Regions from separate parts of the Mus musculus genome. Here region 1 is linked to region 2. The links are chromatin contacts, found by POLR2A ChIA-PET in ENCODE. All regions are on one chromosome and are shown on one strand. The core of a region is the stretch at or near the end of the contact, and the rest is flanking DNA. Distances in the headings are between cores, read along the strand shown.

What was found. ChIA-PET counts read pairs that join two places held with the same protein, here RNA polymerase II (POLR2A).
Region 1: POLR2A ChIA-PET joins it to region 2 with 10 read pairs in embryonic stem cell. The contact joins the promoter of Cirbp here to the promoter of R3hdm4 in region 2. POLR2A ChIA-PET finds 5 or more read pairs at or near these places in 5 of 5 experiments (Patski and embryonic stem cell).

The regions. Positions count from the first base shown.
Region 1 is chr10:80,164,662-80,170,601 of GRCm38, reverse strand. Cirbp (cold inducible RNA binding protein) reads right to left here and starts at 2,763. Exons shown (of 7, transcript NM_007705.3): 1 at 2,686-2,763; 2 at 686-794; 3 at 480-586; 4 at 262-400; 5 at 96-177. The coding sequence starts at 788.
Region 2 is chr10:79,913,422-79,919,547 of GRCm38, reverse strand. R3hdm4 (R3H domain containing 4) reads left to right here and starts at 2,618. Exons shown (of 8, transcript NM_177994.5): 1 at 2,618-2,725; 2 at 5,837-5,991. The coding sequence starts at 2,664. Kiss1r (KISS1 receptor) reads right to left here and starts at 2,577. Exons shown (of 5, transcript NM_053244.5): 1 at 631-2,577; 2 at 1-121. The coding sequence starts at 874.

The DNA.
Region 1 (5,940 bases), core at 1,514-4,013, 250 kb before region 2:
CCTACACTAGTCTGCCCTTCCCCTGGTGCACCCTCCTCCCAGGCCCAGCTGCCACCACCGAGGCTGAGCCTCCCCAAGGCTCCCATCTGGCTCACCTGGCATAGTAGTCTCTGGAGCCTCCATAACCCCCACTCCGGGACTCAAAGCGGCCACCTCCATAGCCCCGGTCTCCTCCTCCTGTAGATGATCGAGAACAGAGTCAGGGAGTCCCTACTCCTGCTGCAGTGCCACCACCAGCTGCCAAGGCACCCCAGCACTCACCTCTGGAGAACCCTCGGCCCCGGCTTCGTCCCCCACGGAAAAAGCCCCGGCCTCCAGCAGAGCCACCCCGGTATCCTCGGGACCGGTTGTCAGAAGACTTGCCAGCCTGGTCAACTCTGATCTGCCGCCCGTCCACAGACTGCAGGAGAAAGTTAGGGTCACTGTACCCGATTCCACACCAGACCTATCCAAGGTAAATTGGCTGACCTGATCCTCACCTTCCCATTCATAGCCATCATGGCGTCCTTAGCGTCATCGATATTTTCAAAGGTGACAAACCCAAAGCCTCGGGATCGCTGGGTCTCCCTGTCCTTTACCACCACCACTGCAGGAGAGAGACATTAGATGTGCCCAGTCAGCCCTCTGCCCCCCACCCCCACCCCCAAGTAGAAGCCGAGAACAATGATCCTGACCCAAGACTCACCTTCGGAGATCTGCCCATACTTGGAGAAGACCTGCTCCAGCGCCTGCTCGTTGGTGTCGAAGCTGAGTCCTCCCACGAAAAGCTTGCCTTCATCTGATGCCATGGCAGCCTATGCACACACCATAGATGTTTGCCTTAACCACCACCCCTTCCAGAAACTGAAGCCAAATAGCATATTTAAGAATATGCTTTTCAAAAAAAAAAAAAAAAAAAAAAAAAGAGTAACATATTTTATGTGCACTGGTGTTTTGTCTCCATATATGTCTCTGATGCTGTCAGATCTTGGGAGTTAGTTATGAGGTGCCATGTGGGTGTTGGGAATTGAACCTGGGTCTTCTGGCAGGCAGGCAGTGCTCTCAACCCCTGAGCCAACTCTTCAGCCCCCCACATTCTTTGCCTTTAAAAAATTGAGACAGTGTCTCCTTTTATAGTCCAGGATGGCCTTGGAACACCTGTAAGGATAAGTCACTGAAAGCTTTAAGGAGTTAAAGCTGCCTCTTCCCATCCCTTACCTACATATGTATGTATGTATGTATGTATGTATGTATGTATGTATGTATGTATATAAATAAAAGTAACCCACAGCTGGACATGGTGGTATATGCCTTTGATCCCAACACTTGGGAGACAGAGGCAGGCAGATTTCTGTGAGTTTTGAGGCCAGCCTGGTCTGCAAAGAGAGTCCAGGATAACCAGGAGTACACAAAGAAACTGGGGGGGGGGGGCTAGGGGGGAAGCATGGGGGTGGGGGGAGAGGACCCCATGGTCTTACTGGGAAACCTCAGCTTCAAGTGGGGTTTCTTTCACACCTCTCATCCAGCCATTCAAGTCACCGAGATGGGAAGATCAATGAGAAAAAGGACACTGTGGATCAGTTTGAGAGACTGTTTCAAAACAAATACCCATCTCGCCTAGCCTGTGGGAGTTGGAGGCAAAGGAACAGAATCCAAAACCAAATACAATTGCACAGCAAGTTCAATACCCTTCTGGGCTACACAAGAGGGAACTCTTTTTGCTTTTATCATCCCAAAGGCATATGGAATACTTTGTCATACAGCTGAGGCTAACCTTAAATGATTCTAGGTCTTGATTACACCTGGCCAGAGAATCCCAAGGTTAGGATCAAAATGGCATGGTCACTTTGCAAATGTGTGTGGTTGGGGACAGAAATGATAGTGACTGCCTACCCTCACTAGCATAGAGTTGTTGGGCCAGAGAAACTTCACTACTGAAATACGCTTTTAGGGTACTGTCTGGAGGTGTGCCAGTTGTGGGATGCCTCGCTTACTCAGCCAAGGACTAGAGAAATGTTTTTGCACGATGGACTCAAGGGAGAAAGGAGGTTGGCCCAAGAGGCGTGGCTAGCGAAAGGGGCGTGGTATCTAGACAAAGTCATTATTGGCAACCGACAACTTGGAAAATAAGTCCACTATACCACGAAACCAGTCTACCTTGGGGGCAATAAACTTGGGGCACAAAAGGACAACATTCAAGCCTACATGTGCTTTTTTGTTCCCCACGTGGAACCACAAGGGAAGAGAAAACCGAGGTAGAGCCAGCTGGAGTAAAAGGGTCGCACGCGACACAGCTCCACATCTGCGGACAACCGGACTTTGGAGGTAGGAGCGCCCCGCCCCCGGAGCAGCGCATGCGCCAAGCGCGCACCCTGCGCCATTCCATCCGGGCACTCGGCAGTCCCGCCATTTCGCCGGCGAAGCTTTTCAAAGCATCGCGGCGGCCATTTTACAAAAAAAAAAAAAAAAAAAAAAGCCCACCGTTAAGGTCGGCCTCGGCCCGGGGATGACGCGCGGTGGAGGACGCCCTCCGACAAGCGTGAGGCCCCAGTGTCCCGCTGCCCGCCTCGCCGCCGGCGGGGCGGACTCCAACCCGGGCCCGCCCCCAAGTCCCAGGGGCGTGCCGCTGCGGCTCCGCCTCGCCCGAGAGTCACAGGCCGCCCGCCGCCCCGGGCCCCTCAGAGCCGGTGCCGCCAGAGCCCTCACCGCTGAGTCGGGCAGGTCCCTGACGCGAGCGGGAAGACAGCGCGCCACACACACCCAAGCTTCCTAAGGCGCGAGTGCGAGGGGGAGCGCAAGAGTCCCGCCTGATATACTCCACTCCTGGAGCCACGCCCCTTAACCCGCCCACCACGCCGCGCTGACCAATCCGACGCCTTAGATTCGGCATCTGCGCCTCGGTGGAGGGGCGGGACTCCGTTGGCTTTGCCCTAGTCCGCGCGGAGGCGCTGAGTGTTTTGATTGGCTGGAATCTTTCCTGGCCGCATTTTTCCCCCCCACCCCCCGCCCGCTAGCGACTAGGAGGCGGGGACAGCTGATTTGGAGGCGGAGCTGACCCACTTCCGCGTTCCCGACCCGTTTGTCCTGCGGCGGGGAACAAAGAGCTTTTGCTACCTCAATGAGACTCCCAAATATGGCTCCAACCTTGACTCATCGACTCAACACTTTTATGTTCTTTTTTTTCTTTTAATATTTAATTACAGTTATTTAACTGAGGCGCATTTGTGAAGCCAGAAGACAGATGGAGTCTCTCCTTCCATCATGTAGGTCCTAAGGATCATACTCAGGATTAGCCACAAGCAGCTTTATCCACTGAGTCATCTTGCTTGCCCCTCTTCTCCGTTCTTGCTCATGAAACCAAAACCACCGAATTACTCTAGTCCAAAAGTACCTCCCAATACAACTGCTGCCTAACAGTTCTTTGGACCCCAAGGACACTCCATAAGATCAGCCCTAAAATTTCCATCCCAGTATTAATCACAATGTCAAGATTTTCTCTAGATTTCCTGCACCCAACTCAGTTTTCCTACAAATCTCAACCTGCTGTATAACGACCATTTGAACCCTGATTTCTGCCCATCTCCAACCAGGTGTACATTACCACACAGATGGCAAAACACCACTCTTTTCAATGTGTACCTGCATTTTCTAGAAGAGACCCCAGAGTCTCAAGCATGCCATGGAAGGATTTCTATCCTTGAGCCACACCCCTAACCCCTCACTGCAGAATTCTAAGTAGTGGCTAAACCAAGCTACATCCTTAGCCTTCTTAAACACACACACCACAGAGAACAAAACAAAAAAGTGTATTTTAATTTTATGTATATGGGTGTTTGCCTGAATGTCTATGCAGCACTTGCCTATCTTGCGCTGACAAAGACCAGAAGAGAGTGCTGGATCCTTTGGATGCAGAGGTCCAGACAGCTGTGAACCTTTATGTGGATTCTGAGAATTGAACCCACGTCCTCTGCAAGAGCCCTTTACCACTAGGCCATTTGATCCTTTGAGACAACCTACATTTTTCAATCTATCCTTGAAATCCGTAGGCTCACATCCCAAGTAGCTGTGATAACAGACCCATGTCTCCAGGCTACATTTTCTTCTCCCTCCACTGTGGTTTTGAGAGTCCTGAGTCCTGAGTAGCCTATGTAAGGATCCTTTTTTTTTTTTTTTTTTTTTTTTTGGTTTTTCAAGACAGGGTTTCTCTGTATAGCCCTGGCTGTCCTGGAACTCACTTTGTAGACCAGGCTGGCCTCAAACTCAGAAATCCACCTGCCTCTGCCTCCCTAGTGCTGGGATTAAAGGCGTGCGCCACCACGCCCGGTTTTATGTAAGGATCCTAACTAACCCCCATCTAAGGCAGTTCACCTCTCACTTCAATGGCTTCTGCTTAATATATGGCCTGAGGAACAAGCCAGTGCAGACATCTCCCTAGATATCAGTGATAGGAAATCCACACTTCAGCACTGCCCCTTGGAGAGAGTACAGTCTGGTGACTTGAGAACTGAGACATCCCAACCCTGCTTTAAGCCTCAGACTCACTGACCTTCAGATGAAGTTGGTCGAGGTGACCCAGCTGTCACCAGGAGAAGAATGCCAGGACCCCTCAGGGATTCGATGCTCCCCTCCCCCTAGACAGCAGCTGGTGACTCATGGCCACCCCCTCTGCACTTCGCTCTCTGCACGCAGCCCTCCTATCCCCGTCAGAGCAGCCTGCTGCGTCAGCCACTCACGCAAGGAGGTTATTAAAAAGAGCTGAGAGACCAAGATGCCTTCCCTCCCTCAATGTGCGCAATCCAGGAGGGGAGGGGATCGTGCCTTGCAGGGACCGCTGGACCACAAGCCAGCAGAGCCAGAAGCAACAGTCCTACAATGTGCCCACAGGAGGGAAAATTGGATCCCTGTAATCCCAGCTCCCAGGATCATGCTGGGCCCCTAGCCTGGCTCACATTCTGGCACCTTCCAGTTCCTGGTTTTGAGAATTGCCGTACTCAGTCTTTGATTCATTCATTCATTCATTCAACCAGCACCCACTTACTAAGCTTACTACTAACCGGCTCATTTGGGCCGGGCTCCACCATTACCCATAGCCATTTTCGAGCCCCAGAAAAGCGTGAAAATGTCTGACCCATGGATACGGCTTCAGGGTGCATTTTCTTTCGCCTTTGGTGTACTTGTGTCTAAAGCGTGTCCCGTGTACTTACCTGTGACCACGTGGACAGGTGGCTTAGCTTGCCACCATGACCCTTTGTTTCTTTTGGTGGGCTTTAAAGGAGTCTGAAACTCTCTCTTACACACACCTCATATCCACCAACGCTGTGAATCCCTGAACCACGGGCAAATCCCAAATAGTGCTCTCTGCCCGATAAGGACAGGAGAGGGCGCTACAGCCTCGGCTGGAGTGTTCAGGACTCATGTCCCACCTCTTTCCAGGCGGCCACCAGCTGCTTGGCCAGGCTATGGCCACTAGACGTCGCCATCGTGGACAGTTATCACTGACGGAAACCAGAGCTGTCAGTGTCAGTGCTGGTTTACCTTCGCTGTGCCCAGCTCGGTGGTAGCTGGACTGCACGCTCGAGGTTTGCTCCTGCGCGTCTGGGCAGAGCAGTTGGCCCAGTGTCGCCCATCGGGACACTAGTACTACTCCCAAAGGGATCCCATGTGTCTTGTATAAATCCGAGAGGGGGGCAGGGTGTCAGCTGCACCCCTAGAAGGCGAGTCCAGTCAGTCCTGATCTCGGGCTTACCCTGCACCCCACTCCGCTGCTGGGCGTCGCTATAGAGACGACGAGGGGTGACGCCTCCACCTCCCCATCCCCGGTTCTCCGTCCGCCCGCCGGGTCCTCCCGGACCCAGGCTAATGACCGGGCGGGAGATGGTAATAAGCGTCTGGGTTGGGGACGGGCGTGGCCCGGGATGAAAGGCGCGTTGGGGGGGGGGCACCCCGGGGCCCGGTAATTAC
Region 2 (6,126 bases), core at 1,369-3,868:
TGGATGTAGTTGACGAATTTGCACATGAAGTCTCCCAGCACCCAGGCGGGCAGCGGGTAGAGGAGTGCGGTGAAGGGCACGCAGCACAGTAGGAAAGTGACGTCTGTGGCAGCCAGGTTAGCTACAGGTGGGGAGCACGCGGATGCTGGAAGATGGGGCACCCAGACTCGGGGCCCTGACCTGTACATCCGGGTCCGAGTGACCCCTACCACACCCCACATCCTCCACCAGAGAAACTTAGGCTCCCCCACCCTCCTTGCACTCATTCCCAGCAGCCTCGTGTCCCTCTGTGATTCAGTTTCCTCATCTTTAAATCGGAGACAGCCGGATAATCCCAAGCTACCGGTGCCAGTTAGGACTTATCACACACCCCAGAGGCTATCACGTCCATAAGACAGACATCTTGCTGAAATGACTGGCCCGGTCTCCTTGCTCAGTTGCCAACCTCCCCTTTAGTACCCTGCCAGATGAGGGACTGCCACCTTGAAGTTTGTAACTGCGGCCTTCAAAGGACAGGGAAAGGTGGGGCGCACAGCAGGTGAACACTGGAATCTGAGGAGCCTCGCTTCGTTCCTGACTTGGACCCCAGACCTGTGCACACCCGGGAACCCCAGGAAGGCACGCACTCACCGATGTAGAAGTTGGTAACTGTCTGCATGTGCTTGTGGCGGCAGATAACGTAGATGACCAATGAGTTTCCGACCAGCCCAAGCAACATGAGTGTAGCGAAAAACAGGGGAACCAGCCAGGCATCCAGGGGCCTTGGCGCAGAGCCTGGGTCATCCGAGGCGTTGACACCGCAGCCTGGGCATCCTGAAGCGTTGGACGGAGCCCACCAGGTCACATTGGGAGCCAATGTCGCCTCGGTGGCCATGCTTCCCCACCTCTGTCGCTCTCTTCCTCCAGGCAACCTTCAAGGATTGTGTCCTGGGACTGTGGGGACCAGAGGGAGGACCCCACTCCTCCTCGGGGCCAGGGCCGCTCTCCAGGGATACCTGCGTCCTGGCCTCTGTTGCTGGCGGCAGGGGCTGGAAAGAGGCTCCTCTGCTAGCTTCGCAGCGGCCACTTTTATACCCCCCGCCCCCTCCCTTGTCCCCGCCTTCGCGTCTCCCTGCGTAGTAGCCGCTTCAGAGCCTTGCGCTCCCTCTTTCCAGAGCTATGCCCGGATGACAGAAGGAGGGGATGGGCTAAAGGAGGGAGGGCTCTGGGCACCAAGCAAGGGAGGGTCTTGGCCTTCTATGGGGGTTAGCTTCAACCATGGGCTGCAGGCAGATTGGCCCAGGCCCGCCTTCTGAAGAAGCCCTGGCAGAGTTTGCCTCTCCAGGACACTGGGAGCCATGATGCACGTCAGGACAGGACAGCACCTTCAGATACATTTGGCTGACTCTGACTGATAGTTACAAGGTTCTATCCAGCAGTGAGTTCCTGTCCGGAGAGTAGGCTCTTTGGAAACTATCAGCAGGAACTACAAGGAACTGACCTCAGCCACACCCTCGCATCCCTGCTAAATGTATCTCAGAGGCTCCCTTGCTCCCAAAGAGGTTAGCCTTGTCAAGCCACCAGAATACTATGCAGCAGAGAAAAAGAGGCTGCCATTTTCTAGGTGAGACTCAGAGGGAGTGTATTTATGTCATCCACAGGCTCATCCTAGAGGGCGGGCTGGAAGCTGGGGAGAGGGCTGAGTAACTAAGAAGCAGTCCTGGCTGAGGGACCAGGAAGTTTACAGCCTGGGGACTCTGAGGGTGTCAGCGACTGTGTCCTGGGGCTGTGGGGAGCAAGATGCAGACTGAGGGCTCTGCAATGAACCCCTTCCCTCTCTTTCAGCCACAGAACAACTCTGGTGTGATGTCAGGAGTCCAAGTCCCCAGGTCCCCTTCCCCTGAGTCCCCTCTGCACCAGACTCATGAGCTCGGCCATCGCTTCACCTGTCTATACAAACCCTCAGAGTGGATGCTTTCTTTTGGGTCTTTTGTTTTAATTAATTAGTTGATTAATCAACCAAGTGTAATAGTTTTTCTAAAAGCACGTGGCTTTCCTGGAGCCCAGGCTGGCCTTGAACTTGCTGTTGGTTAATGATGACTTGAAAGCCTGATCCTACTGCTTCCGTCTAACCTATGCTAGGCCAGGAGTGCACCACACCTGCCACTCCACCCCAATTAGGTTTTGTGGCTGAGGCTGGGCTGGAACTCCACTGATCTTGCTGCCTCAGCCTCTAGCTCAGCTGTGCACCACGGCCAGTTTCCCCTTCGCTTGTTTTCACCAGACTAGCTCTCACAGACAGTGGTCTGGAGGTGTTGGGTCTGCGGGCGGGTCCTCCTTTTCGGCCTCAGTCCCCTGCACTGTTCTGTCACCCTGGGACTGTTCGCGGGGCTCGCATACCCCTCCCGCATCTGCGCCCCAAGGAGCCTTTCGCATCTCCGCAGTCGCCCCGGGGCTGGTGTGCCCCACCGTCTCCTCCCGGGTGGCTCAGACTTTGTCCTCAGCCAGCACGTCCTGGTGGGTGACACCGCCCCATGTCTACGGAGAGGGAAACCGAGGCAGAGCTTCTAGCCCAGCAACCGCGGCTGTTCCTAGACTGTCCCCGCCCCGGGCCGCTGCAGACTCCGCCCCGCGCGTCACTTCCTTCGCGGCCTCCGGCCGGGCTGCAACAGCGGCTGCAGGCCATGGTGGCTCTGGACAACTCAGAAGGCGGCCCGGAGGCTACCCCGAGCGGGGAGACCAGGCTGTGAGCAGGGCCGCGGGGCTGGACCTCTTTCCGGGGCCCCTTCCTCCTCCCCGGGCTGGGGTCTCCTATTCCTCCTCCCCAGGCTGTTGGGGTCTCTCCTCCTCCTCCTATTCCTCCTCCCCAGTCTGTTGGGGTCTCCTCCTCCTCCTCGTCAGGGCTAGGGTCTTTTCTTCCTCCTCTTCCTCCTCTTCCTCCTCCTCCTCCTCCTCCTCCTCCTCCTCCAGCTAGGGCAGCTAGGATCTCCTCCTCCCTAGGCTGGGGTCTCCTCCTCCTCCCCAGGTTGGGGTCTCCTCCACCTCCTCTTCCTCCCAGCTGGGGTCTCTTTCTCCCCCACTTTCCTCTCCTCCTTTTTCTCTCCTCTGCTCCCTCCTCCATGTTCTCCTCCCCAACCTTCCCCATGGATGCTCTGTCGCTCCTCCGCCTACACCCCTTTCTCTGGCTGCTCACCCGCAGATGCAGGAGCCTCCTGCTCTGGACTTCTGTTGAGAGGGCTCTCTGACCTGGCCGCAGGCAGTTACCCTGTTCATTCCCCTTCTACCCCGCTGGACGGGAGAGCAGCAGCCAGGGGTACTCCCACTCTCTGTGATCCCCGCTGGCAATGGTGACTCTGTGTCTCTGGGGGGTCAGTTCCCAGAGTGGTGGGATGTGGTGTAGCCCAAAGCTGTGATGTGCTGCTGGTTGTTTGTGGCTACTCAGGAATTCAGGTCTTGTGACCTGTGGCCCTGACAGTTACCTTTGCGGGCCAAGCGCTGCCTTGGCCCCTGGCCAGCATGCTGAGTTTCTTTGTGCCTTGGTTTCCCCCATCTGGATGTGGACAGTTGACTCTTTGTCAGACTCGGGGTGGGGTGGCAAAGCCCTTCCTTCCATGGTGTCCAGTATTCTAGGGTTCTATTTGGTTCTACCTTTGTTGGTTGTACTTTATTATTTTTTTTTAATATTTTATTTTATGTTTATGGGCATTTTGTCTGTACATATGTAGGTGTGTGTATGTATGTTTGTATGTATGTATGTGCACCACGTGTGTGCCTGGTACCTGCTGAGATCAGATGGATCCTGGAGTTACAGATGGTCCTGATCCACCATGTTCGTGCTGGGAACGAAACCCCAGTCCTTCTGCAAGAGCGGCCATTGCTGTAACTACTGAGCCTTTCTCCCTAACCTGTGTTTTGTTTTATTTATTTGACTCAGAGTCTCAGGTAGCCTAGGCTGGCCTCTGTCTCTGTATATCTGAGGGTGACCATGAGCTGATCCTCCTGCCTCAGCCTCCTGGGACCATGCCTAGAGTGTCCTTGTTGTGTCTCTAGTGTAACTAAGTTTACGTTTTGGTGACTTACTTCCCACAGGGCCTCACCCAGGTGTCCACCTACCTGCTGGGTGTCCAGGGCCTGAGTCACCTCTGTCCTGCTTCCTGATGGGGAAGTGGGTTCTCTGCCTTTCCGGGAGTGTTTGCCAAAGAAGGGTGTGTTTGTAGCTAAGGTGTGTCTTGGTGGGCCTATTACTCAACCAGCTGGAGGAGTTCCCCAGCCCCACGTCTGCTTTGTGTTGCCCCCCCCCCCAGGTGCTGGTCACACTCTGAGGTGTCGGACACCTCCTCTGGGTCCTCAACTTCACTTTCTGTAAAGTGGCCCGGTTATGGGGGAAGCAGGATTCATTCAACAAACTCCAGAAGTTTAGGTTATTCATTCAGCAAACCTCTTGGGTCCCCTTGCTGGAGCTGCCAGCTAGGCACGGGAAGTTCAGTGAGGAGGAGGAGAAGGGTAAACAGCTCAGGCCAGCTGGCTCCTGTTGGTGCAAGTGCTGATTGGATGGGCAATGCCAGCTTCTGGGAGGTGACATTCACAGGGAAACCCCGAATCAGGCAGAACTGAGAGAGGCGTTTGTATGGAGGTCTCTGACAAGTTTTAATTCAGGGAGCAATTCCGTTTCCTGGAGCTCTTGGGGGCCCCCAAGGAGGTGGAGACTCCCCAAAGCCTTTAGAAGTGAGCACAGATCGGGTGCTGCAGCACCAGGCCAAGGGTTATCAAGGGCTTGCCTACGGGAACCTGGGAGCCATGTGGGCGCTGACACAGGCGCCTCACCAGCCTGGTGGGCTTTGGTGTGAGCGGGCTCATATGTCCAAGCCGGGACCCAGGTGCACATCTGTCCAGAAGACTGCTCCAAGCCCCCTTTCCCTACTATGTCTGTCTGTCCTTCCTGTAGGGGCAGCTGTGGTTTGTTATCAGGCTGTGCCAGCTGCAGGGATGGAGCTGGGACAGAAGTGGCCCAGCCTCAGACCTCAGAGTTGATAGAATCCTGAGTGTGGGCCTAGGACCCAGTAGAAAGTTTACAGCTGGGCTAACCTCAGGCCGCACCCTGCTCAGAGATGGTGTAGAGGTGAGGGACAGACCCCTTCTTGGGAGGGAGCCAGGCAGGCCTCAGTGCAGCCACTCGGTGGCTGAGGGGATAAAGGGACATACCCTGCCAGAGCTGAAGCTCCAGGCCCTGACCCCACTTGAAAGGAGACAGACATGGTGCTGCTGGGGACCCAGGTGCCAGCCTTTCTGAGCCTGCTGCTCTCCCTTTCGCAGGCACGGGGCTTCCCCCCCCCCCCTACTCTCCCTGCAGTTCTTGCCAAGCACTGGCCTGAGCTCCTGGGCTCCAGCTAATCTCTTGGCAGGATTAACAGCATTTTCAGGAGGTGGGCATTTAGCTCTGAGGGTGGCCGAGGAGTTCCTGGGGCAATTAGCTGCCCTCCCCCCACCCACGTTAGCTGCCTGTGGTGCCAGGCAGGTGCACTGGGCTGTCATCCTGAGGCCCAATGGTTCTTCAGGTTTAACACACGCGTGGGGCAGAGGGTCTGCTTCCCGGGTTTGGCGTCCAATCCCTGGAGTGCATAGAGGTCGGACCTTGGTGTCTTAGGGCTTAAATCTGGAAGATTGAGGGTGACCAGAGAAGTTACCATTCTTCTGTGTGACTGGTTCCCGTGCCTTCCTTTCTCCGAGCCTCAGTTTACCCTTCTTGCATCAAAACTTGTATCCTGGGGTGGGGCTGGGTGGGGGGGATGAAGCCCCTTGTTGCCAGGGAAACCAAGCAGACCCCTCACCTCTGATGGCCTCCTCACCTGGTACACAGGTCCCTCCCTGGCTGTCTCCCCCCACTCAGCGGCTCACAGGTGAAGAGGGTCTCAGCGTCCAGACGCAAGCAGCATTTTATCAACCAGGCTGTGAGGAATTCGGACCTGGTGCCCAGAGCTAAGGGACGGAAGAGTCTGCAGCGTTTGGAGAATAGTAAGCAGGGAGTAGGGTGTGTTTCCCTTGCTGTGAAACACCCCGTACTGGCCAGGCGTTAGAATAGGGCTTCAGAGGGTGCATAGGAGTTCAGCAATGCAGGGAGAGATAGATGGGGCTCTAGAGACTGGGTGG